Regions from separate parts of the Homo sapiens genome. Here region 2 is linked to region 1. Evidence: chromatin contacts called from ENCODE Hi-C or POLR2A ChIA-PET data. All regions are on one chromosome and are shown on one strand. The core of a region is the stretch at or near the end of the contact, and the rest is flanking DNA. Distances in the headings are between cores, read along the strand shown.

The links. A loop is a pair of places that touch in the nucleus more often than their neighbours do. ChIA-PET counts read pairs that join two places held with the same protein, here RNA polymerase II (POLR2A). Pooled maps may share reads with other maps.
Region 2: a map of heart right ventricle shows a loop between it and region 1 (10-fold over the local background). The contact joins two enhancer-like sites. A Hi-C loop is called at or near these places in 8 of 168 maps with a recorded cell type or tissue (A673, Right ventricle myocardium inferior, cardiac septum and 2 more) and 7 of 50 pooled maps. POLR2A ChIA-PET finds 5 or more read pairs at or near these places in 2 of 52 experiments (H1 and SK-N-SH).

What each region holds. Positions count from the first base shown.
Region 1 is chr2:2,010,776-2,015,124 of GRCh38, reverse strand. The region is part of intron 4 of MYT1L (myelin transcription factor 1 like); the gene reads left to right. Among named protein-coding and RNA genes, the nearest start is that of PXDN, 270 kb to the right of the region's middle. Within about 2 kb of position 2,383, at least 2 of the 41 ENCODE cell types and tissues checked have a DNase peak (open chromatin) inside an H3K27ac peak, as active enhancers do.
Region 2 is chr2:2,055,358-2,059,706 of GRCh38, reverse strand. All of the region lies in intron 3 of MYT1L (myelin transcription factor 1 like), which reads left to right. Among named protein-coding and RNA genes, the nearest start is that of MYT1L-AS1, 260 kb to the left of the region's middle. Within about 2 kb of position 2,451, at least 5 of the 41 ENCODE cell types and tissues checked have a DNase peak (open chromatin) inside an H3K27ac peak, as active enhancers do.

The DNA of each region.
Region 1 (4,349 bases), core at 1,134-3,633:
TATGATTCATCCCACACCAGGACACCTGGTATCTATGGATACAAGTGCCAGCCCAGCTAGAAAATTTGCATTTTGAATTAGGGCCGAAAAGATCACCCTAAAACACAATTTTGATTTTAACGCTGTGTCACTCCAAGAAATCCAATAGCCCTTTGTAGGTAAGAAGAGAAAAAAAAGTCCAAATATCTTAATTCGGAGTTCAAAAGCCTTGTATCCTGACTCACCAAAGCCTTTCTTTCTGGCACACTCTCTAGCTTCTGCTTCTCATGGGGCTGATAGCACCCCTCTTAAGGGGAACTCCAGTGAATCTTCTTCCCCGGAAACCTGCCTGCTCCACTTCAGCTCCTGGGATCTAGTCCTCTTGCTCGCCCCAGCATTGGCACTCATTGCCTGCCTTGCTGGCCATTCTTGGCCTAAATACATCTTATCTGCATTCATTTCTTTGCTTCTGTGAGCTCTGGGCTCTGGGCTGAGCACTCAGATTATGAATCAGAGTCAGGCAGGGTGCCCATCCGGGATGCCCAGACACAGATGCTGGAGCTCCTGAGAAGCTGCCAGCAAGCAGACGCCTGTGCTCCCTGCTGCAGAGGAAGGAGGATAAACACCTCCTCACCTTCCATGCAGACACGACCTTCCACCCACTCCTTTGACTCTGGTCTGCTGCTGCTGAGCTCTGCCCTGCACAGTTCTCTCCCAGGATGACCGGCCTTCCCAGGGCTGTCAGCAGTGAAGGGCGGATTATCACGTTTGCTGGAGCACAGGGCTGCTGTGGGCATTAATTAAGTCACTGTTTGGAAGGAACTTGGAGACCGCCCACAAAAGGCGGTTCACAAGGACAAGGGCTGGTTATTAAGGCATTAAATCCCCAATTTGCCACTAGATAGAGGCAGTGGAACTCTCTCTGACTGCTCAGGAAAAAAAAAAAAAACAGGATTCCTGCATATCCCACTGCAGGAAAAAAAATGAAATAATAATGAGATGCACTTTACTTGCTCTCAAAGTTTTATTTCATTTAAAAGGTGCAAGGAGGCAATCTACTCTTGATCTGGTTCTTCCTTAGCAGTTAGTTGTTATTTACTAGGCAAATTGGCTGCATAGGAAAAGGCATGGGCATCCACATTTCTGGTCATATGAATGGAGTTCCAGCAAGATCAAATCCTGTGATGCATGGAGCAAACACTTCTTCACCATCCCTGTGCCTTAAAAAGTTTATGTGGGAAGGACTCCACCTATGACCTTAAACCAAACTGCCCGGGTGCGGACGCAGGCCTCCGTGCAGCAGCATGTGAATGCATGAATGGCACTGCAGAACCCACATGGGTGCTTTGTGTTAGCAGAATTCAGTCCCCCTTCTTGGAGCCCACCTGGGCCAGCAGGGCTCTCCCCTTTCTGGTGAGAATTGCCCCTCATTTCTGAGTACTTCAGCCCAGCGAGATGGAGTTGGTGGCAGCATGCCTCCAGCATGTCCCCGATCTGCAGAGCAGCACATGATCTGAAGCCTGGCTCTGCAGACACTCCCTGATCAACAGCCGAGGTTATAGCCAGAAGCGGAATTCTGAGCATGGCAACATGCATCTGAGCCCTTGTGCCCTCACGGTGACCATGAGCCTCCGGTTCCAGGCTCCAGTGGGCCACACGGGCAATGAGTTTGGGTTAATGTTTCAGGTTCTAGGCTTCAGGTCCTGGCTCACCAGGTGAGGCTGTGAAGAGGCAGAGCCCAGTGGCTGGATGGGCAGGTGTCAGAGGCCCCACAGACACCATTGCTGATGGGTGAGGATCTTGGCCTGGAGCTGAAGGGCACAAAGGGGGTTCCCATGCGTCATTCGAGGGAAGCCTGGCCCCTGAGTCCAGGGAAGAAGTGACCGCTGGGCCCGTGGGAAGTTGAGGCAGGAGTGAGTAGCTCAGGAGGCTTCAGTTGCTTCATTTGTGTTTCCTGAGTGTTCCTTGAGACATCGCATGAATATATCAACAACTTTGAGATATAATTCACATGCCATAAAATGCACCCATTGGAAGTGTACACTTCAGTGGGTTCTAGAATCGCGTGTTCTCCTGTATCTGTGGGATACATTCCAAGACCCCCCGTGGGCACCTGAAACCATGGATAGTGCCAAAACTCCATATACTATGTTTTTTCACATACACACATATTTGCGGTAAAGTTTAATTTACAACTCTGGCCCAGGAAGAGGTTAACAATAATAACTAATGACATGGAGCGATGATAAACAACAAGCCGGCCTCGGTGCTCTATCACCTGGGGCCACCCTGAAGTGCAATGAGGCACCCTGCATACAACACTGCGGTACCACAGCGGTGGCTCTCATGACTGAGATGGCTTCCAAGTGACTGACGGGTGGGTAGGGTGTGCGGTGTGGACGGACGCACTGGACAAAGGAATGATTCATGTCCCAGCCAGATGGAACTGGAGGGCGGGAGATTTCATCACGAGCACACAATGGAAAATTCATCATGGTTTATTTCTGGAATTTTCCGTTGAATATTTTTGGACCATTGTTGACCTTGGGTATCTGAAACCATGAAAAGGAAAACCACAAATAAGCGGGCCTATGATAGTCACAGATACAAACAAGTATCACCCAGTCAACTTTAGAACATTTTCATCACCTCAGAAAGAAACCCCATCACTCCCACATTCCCCGACTCTGGCCCCAAGTGGCCACTAATCTACCTTCTGCCTCTGCAACTTTCTCCATTCTGCACTTGTTATGTAAATGGAATCATTAGACGTGGCCGTGTGAGACTGACTTCTCTCACTTAGCATAATGTGTTAAACCTTCATTTATGTCGTAGCATCTATCAGTGCTTCATAACTTTTTATGGCAGATATATATTTCATTATCTATGAATTCATATATATCCCACATTAGTGAACTTTATTATATAAATCAGCCCCATTCTCTTTGTCCATTCATCAGTAGATGGAAATTTAAGGAGATTCCATTTTGGCTGTCACAAATAAAGTTACAGTAAACATATACAGTCTTTATATGAATGTGTGAACATGTTCTTAATGCTTCTTTAGGAATGGAATTTCTGGGTCACATAGTGACTCGACTCTGGTGAATCCGTTCAGGAGCTGCCTCACTGTTTTCTAAAGTGACTGCACCATTGACATTCTCACCAGCAACGTAGGCATGTTCTGATTCCCTTGGTGGTCTAGCACCTGGGGCCATCCTCAAGTGCAATGAGGGCTGTCTGCATACAGCAAGTGACAAGTGACCAGCACTTGTCAGCATCTCATGTTTGCTTCTGGACATCCCAGTGGGTATAGCATGGTCTCACTGTAGTTTTGATTTATACATCTCTGATGACTAATGATATTGACAGTCTTTTTGTGTGTTTAGGGTTTTTTGCAGATTTTCTTTGGAGAAATATCTGTTCAGATCCTTTGCCAGTTGTTAACTGGGTTGTCATTCTATTATTGATTTATAATAATTATTTATATATTCTGGATAGAAATCCCTTATCAATATATGATTTTTAAATACCTTCTCCCCTTCTGTAGATTGTTTTTTTCACTTTTGTGGTGGTGTATTTGCAACACAAAAGTCTGTTTTTTAAAATTTTGATAGCGTTCAATTTATCTACTTTTTAATTGCTCATGCTTTTGTTGTCATATTTAAGAATATGTTGCCAAATCTGAGAGTTGTATAGTTACAGTTTTTTTTTTTCTTTTTTTTCTTTTTTTTTCTTTTTCTGAGATGGAGTCTTGCTCTGTCACCCAGGCTGGAGTGCAGTGGCGCAATCTCGGCTCACTGCAACTCACTGCAACTCACTGCCTCCCGGGTTCAAGTGATTCTCCTGCCTCAGCCTAACATGGTAGTTCGGATTACAGGCACATGCCACCATGCCTGGCTAATTTTTTTGTATTTTTACTAGAGACAGGGTTTTGCCGTGTTGGCCAGGCTGGTCTCAAACTCCTGACCTCAAGTGATCCACCCGCCTTGGCATCCCAAAGTGCTGGGATGACAGGCATGAGCCACCATGCCCAGCCTACTTTTAGTTCTTATATGGATCCAAGTTTGGGTCTTGGATCCATTTTGAGTTTATTATTGTACACAGTGTGAGATAGGGACATGCTGGAGGCAGGCTGCCACCAACTCCATCTCACTGGGCTGAAGTACTCAGAAATGAGTACCCCTGTTTGCATGGGGATATCCGGTTGGTTAAAAAGATGATTCTCTCCCCTTTGACTAGCCCCGGCACCCCTGTGAAGAGTCTGTTGACAGTAGACGCGTGAGTTACTTCTTGGTATGGGTTCTGTTCCGCTGAGCTGCATCATGTCTGTCCATATGTGGCACCACTCTGTCTTGATTGCTGTTGCT
Region 2 (4,349 bases), core at 1,202-3,701, 45 kb before region 1:
ATTCTGAAAGGTGAAGAGCCTACGACGCAGACATAATTAAGGACTTTCAGAGAGAAATTTTTCATAGAAATGTCACCCATGCATTGTGTGCCCCCTGCCGAACTGCAGTCCTGCGTCCGTTTGTGCTTTGGTGCAAGGCCTTTGGCAGGGACTGTGTGGAGAACTCACTGCATGCATGTCCACCCTCAGTGGGGATGAAGTGCCGCCAGCACTGGGCAATGCACCTGGTTCCAGGGGGCTCTGCTCATCAACACAAACGGAAAGTGAGACCATTGGGTGCTTCCTGCGGTGCTGTGAGACCGCCGCCGGGTGCTTACTATGGTGCCACGAGACCGTCGGGTGCTTACTGCGGTGCCCTGCATGTTTTGTGTTGCATGGGACAAGATGGCATGTGCTTTCATGGAAAGTCACTGGAAATAATAAAACAATCCTGCGAAAAGCAGTTGCGACCCCGTTGATGCCCTCACCCAGAGTAAGAAGCTGGGATGCTATGGCCACTGCAGGCCCACTCAGCCAGGCACCCTTTGTTCAGAGAAATGGGAACGGCCATTCAGTTCCCGCCAGTGTGGGTGACACGCAGACCTTTTGAGGAATAACAAGACCACTGTGTCTATAAGACTGAGTGAATTCTTCCTTCTCTCAAACAGCAGACATGACCCAATTGTCCTTGAGTTTATATAAACTGCAGTCACACTTAGGTATGGTTTCAATTCATATTCCACTTGAAGGTAGTAAGATCTATAGTTTTGTTGCCCCCATATGAATGAACACTTTCTTTAATCATCCTCAATCGCTTCTAAATATTGAGGGAATCCTGGGCAGAAACATACTAGAGTGGAAACAAGACACAGATGTCACTGAGAAGGAGCCTCACATCCCTGGGCTCATCTCTGAAGTAAGAGAATCATACCTGAACTGTCCTCCCCACAGGGGATGATGAAAACCCAAGAGAATAATGGATTTAAAATCATTTTGCAGAATGTTAATATGCCACTTTTACTACTGTTATCATTCCCCAGTGTTAGAAAAAAGACTTACTTAAAATGTTTTTACCTAATAAATTAGTGTTTATTCATTTATTTATTCATTCAGCATAAATTTGTTGATCATTAGTGTGTGCCAGGCACAATTCTAGACTCTTGTGATTTACAAATAAGTTAGATAGCAAAGTGTCTACCATAATGGAATGTAGCTTTTCCGTGGGGAAAGACAGAACATGAATGCATAAACAGGTATATACACACACATAATCCACAAGGGAAAATTGATGAATTGGATGTCACTAAAATTAAAACTTTTGCTCTACAAAACACTCTGTTAAGACAACGAAAAGACAAGCAACAAGGTAGCAAAAATACTTAGAAATCAAATATTCATCAAAGAACTAGTATCTAGAATATACAATGAAATCTCAAATTCAACGATTTAAAACAATGTAGTAAGAAAATGGGCAAAAGACATGGGCAGATAGTTCACTAAAGATGAAATTTAAATGTACATGAAAAGATATTTAATTCCATCAACTATTAGGCAAATGCCAGTTAAAACCATGATGAGCTGTCACTACATACCTAGAATGAGTGACATAAAACACAAAGAAAACACCAAATTTTGACTAAGACAATGAGAAACTGAATCACTGGTACATTGATCGAGGCAAAGTGAAATGGTATAGCCACTCACACCAGTTTGGCGTTTTCTTTTAAAGCTAGCCATGTAATTGCTGTATGACCCAGCTATCCCACTCTCAGGCATTAATCCCAGAGAGATGGAAATGTACATTCACAGTAAAACCTGCACACACATCTTTACAGAAGCTTTATTCATGGTAGCCAAAAACTGGAAATAGCCCAGATGGCCTCCAGAGCATGAAGAGTTAAACTGTGTACAGCCATGCCATGGAATACTACTCAGCCATTAGAAAGAATAAACTATTGATACAACCCAGATGGAAGCTCCAGAGAATTATGCTGAATAAGAAAAGCCAATCTGCAAGGTTTGCACAGTGTATGACTTCATTTATAGAACGTTCTTGAAATAACAAAACGACAGGAAACACTGATGAGTGGTTGCCAGGAGTTCAGGGTAGGAGAGTTGGCTCTGAAAGGGAAGGAATATGGGTGTGGCTCTGAAAGGAAAGAGGCTGGGCTTGGTTATGAAAAAAGATGGTGGGGGTGGCTATGTGCAGGGCAGAAGTGGGCGTGGCTATTAATTGGAAGGGGGATGGACGTGGCAATGAAAGACAATGGGGTGGTCATGGTTATGAAAGGAAAAGGATGGGCGTGGCTCTGAACAGGAAAAGGGTGAGTGTGGCTATGAAAGGGAAAGGAGTGAACTTGGTGATGAACAGGAAGAGGCTGGGCGTGGCTGTGAAAGGGCAGGGAGTGGGCGTGGTGATGAACAGGAAAAGGCTGGGCGTGGCTATGAAAGGGAAGAGGGTGGACTTGGTGATGAAAGGGCAGGATGTGGGCGGGGCTATAAAAGGACACAGAGGAACTCTTGCTCCTTCGGTGATAGTTATCTGCATGTTGACTGTGGTCATAGACACAGAAACCTACACTGGTGCTAAAATCGCATGCACATATATGAACACAAGAGAAGTAGGAAATCTGGACATCGGTGGGAGGAATCAATGTCGTTCTGCCTGTATGTGCTATGGTTCTGCAAAATGTTGTCATTGGCGGACACTGAGACGGGTGCATGGGATCTCTGTATTCTTTCTTCCAGCTGCATGTGAATCTACAGTTACCTCAAAACAGTTTAAAACCAAAATCTGTGTGATATAATCCCAGATAATGACAAATGCCGTAAAGAAAAACCCACTCATTCTCATTTGGGAGATTAGAGGAAGGGTGGATGAGGAGAAAGGCCAGCAAAACTTTGGCTGAGAACAGAGTGTGACTGAGAGCCCCAAGGAGCTTCCGCCTGGCTGCTGTTATTTTTGTTTTGCAGCTAAGCTGCCTGCTAAACATGCCGTTTAAGAGTTCATCCTGGGAATTCCATTACCAGTGATCACAAGCAGCATCTGTGACAGGGAACTGTGAGCAGCCAGAACCGTGGGTGCATATTCCTTCCTACCGCACCTGAAGAACTGGGAAAAGGAGGTCACTGACTCACTCACTCCTTACCTAATTGTTCTGTGAATCTTTACCTAGTGAGGACCTATTGTTAAAAGCACACTGTAGTTGGATGGATGGATGGATGGACGGATGGATGTGCACACACATTTAGTAAGCAGCAGCATCATATACCCTGCAAGGGCATTTAGCCTATAGTTCATTTGTCAGTGGCTTTTAAATCTACATCTCATAAATTACTCCCAGACGGGAATGCATCTTGGAACAAAGGTAGTCTCACCTCCAGCAATTACTCTAACTCCCCTTCCTCCAAGAGGGGTTCTCATGTTTGTGAGGGTGTGTCCTCACGCCTGGAGAGCCTGAGGGACCCAGGAAAGGAGCCAGGAGCACCCAAACTGGAGTATTTGGACAAGCAGCCCTGATGAGAGGCTGAAGGTGCTTTGCTGTTTCACCTGGGAATGGGAAGGGCACTCCTGACTCCATGATTTGTGAATGTGCGCCTGGAGAACAGAGCACGCTCCAAATAAAACCTTTCATTTTGTCCACAAAATTCTGTTTTGTAGATACTTATCACTTTAATGAAAAACCTGTCCCTCTCCTGACAATGATCAGTCATATCTGCCGTTGAGGCACTGGGACTGCGGCTGCTCCCACAGGAATGGCCTGATGGTCTCCAGGTCTTCCTCCTTGTTACCTTTTGTGAACACTGAAGAATAGAAAAAACACTTTTCCCAAAACAACGATGGACAACACGATGAATCTATAGAACATGCTAACAAGCTTAAAGTGATAGAGATGAATTTTTAGGATTACCAGTAGAGTAAGTCATTGTGTAAATTAACGTAATAATATTTTATGAAAGCAAAATATTATGATTGTTTTAAGCATAGTACTGGCAATATATTAGAGTGGCTTTGATTATTAATGTCCAATCCTACTATTTCTCAATCACTTGTTTTGCTTTATGTTGGTTTGTTTATAAGATTTATTTAAATTTGTCTATTTTTTGTCTTTCAAATGGTGAGAATTAACTTGCATTTTTATAAAACCACTATGTCGAATACCATTCCAACCTTTCTTAGTCAATTTAGTAAGTAATAGCTCAGAATGTGTTGGAAATAACTGTGCCTACTATATAAACATTAATCACAGAAGTTTATGCATAAGCCCCATTTTAAACACTATTTGGATGTTGCTTTATAGCTATAACAAATAAAAAATTTTAAATTATTACCCAAGATGTTGCATTTTGTTTTGCTTTTTAATTAATAA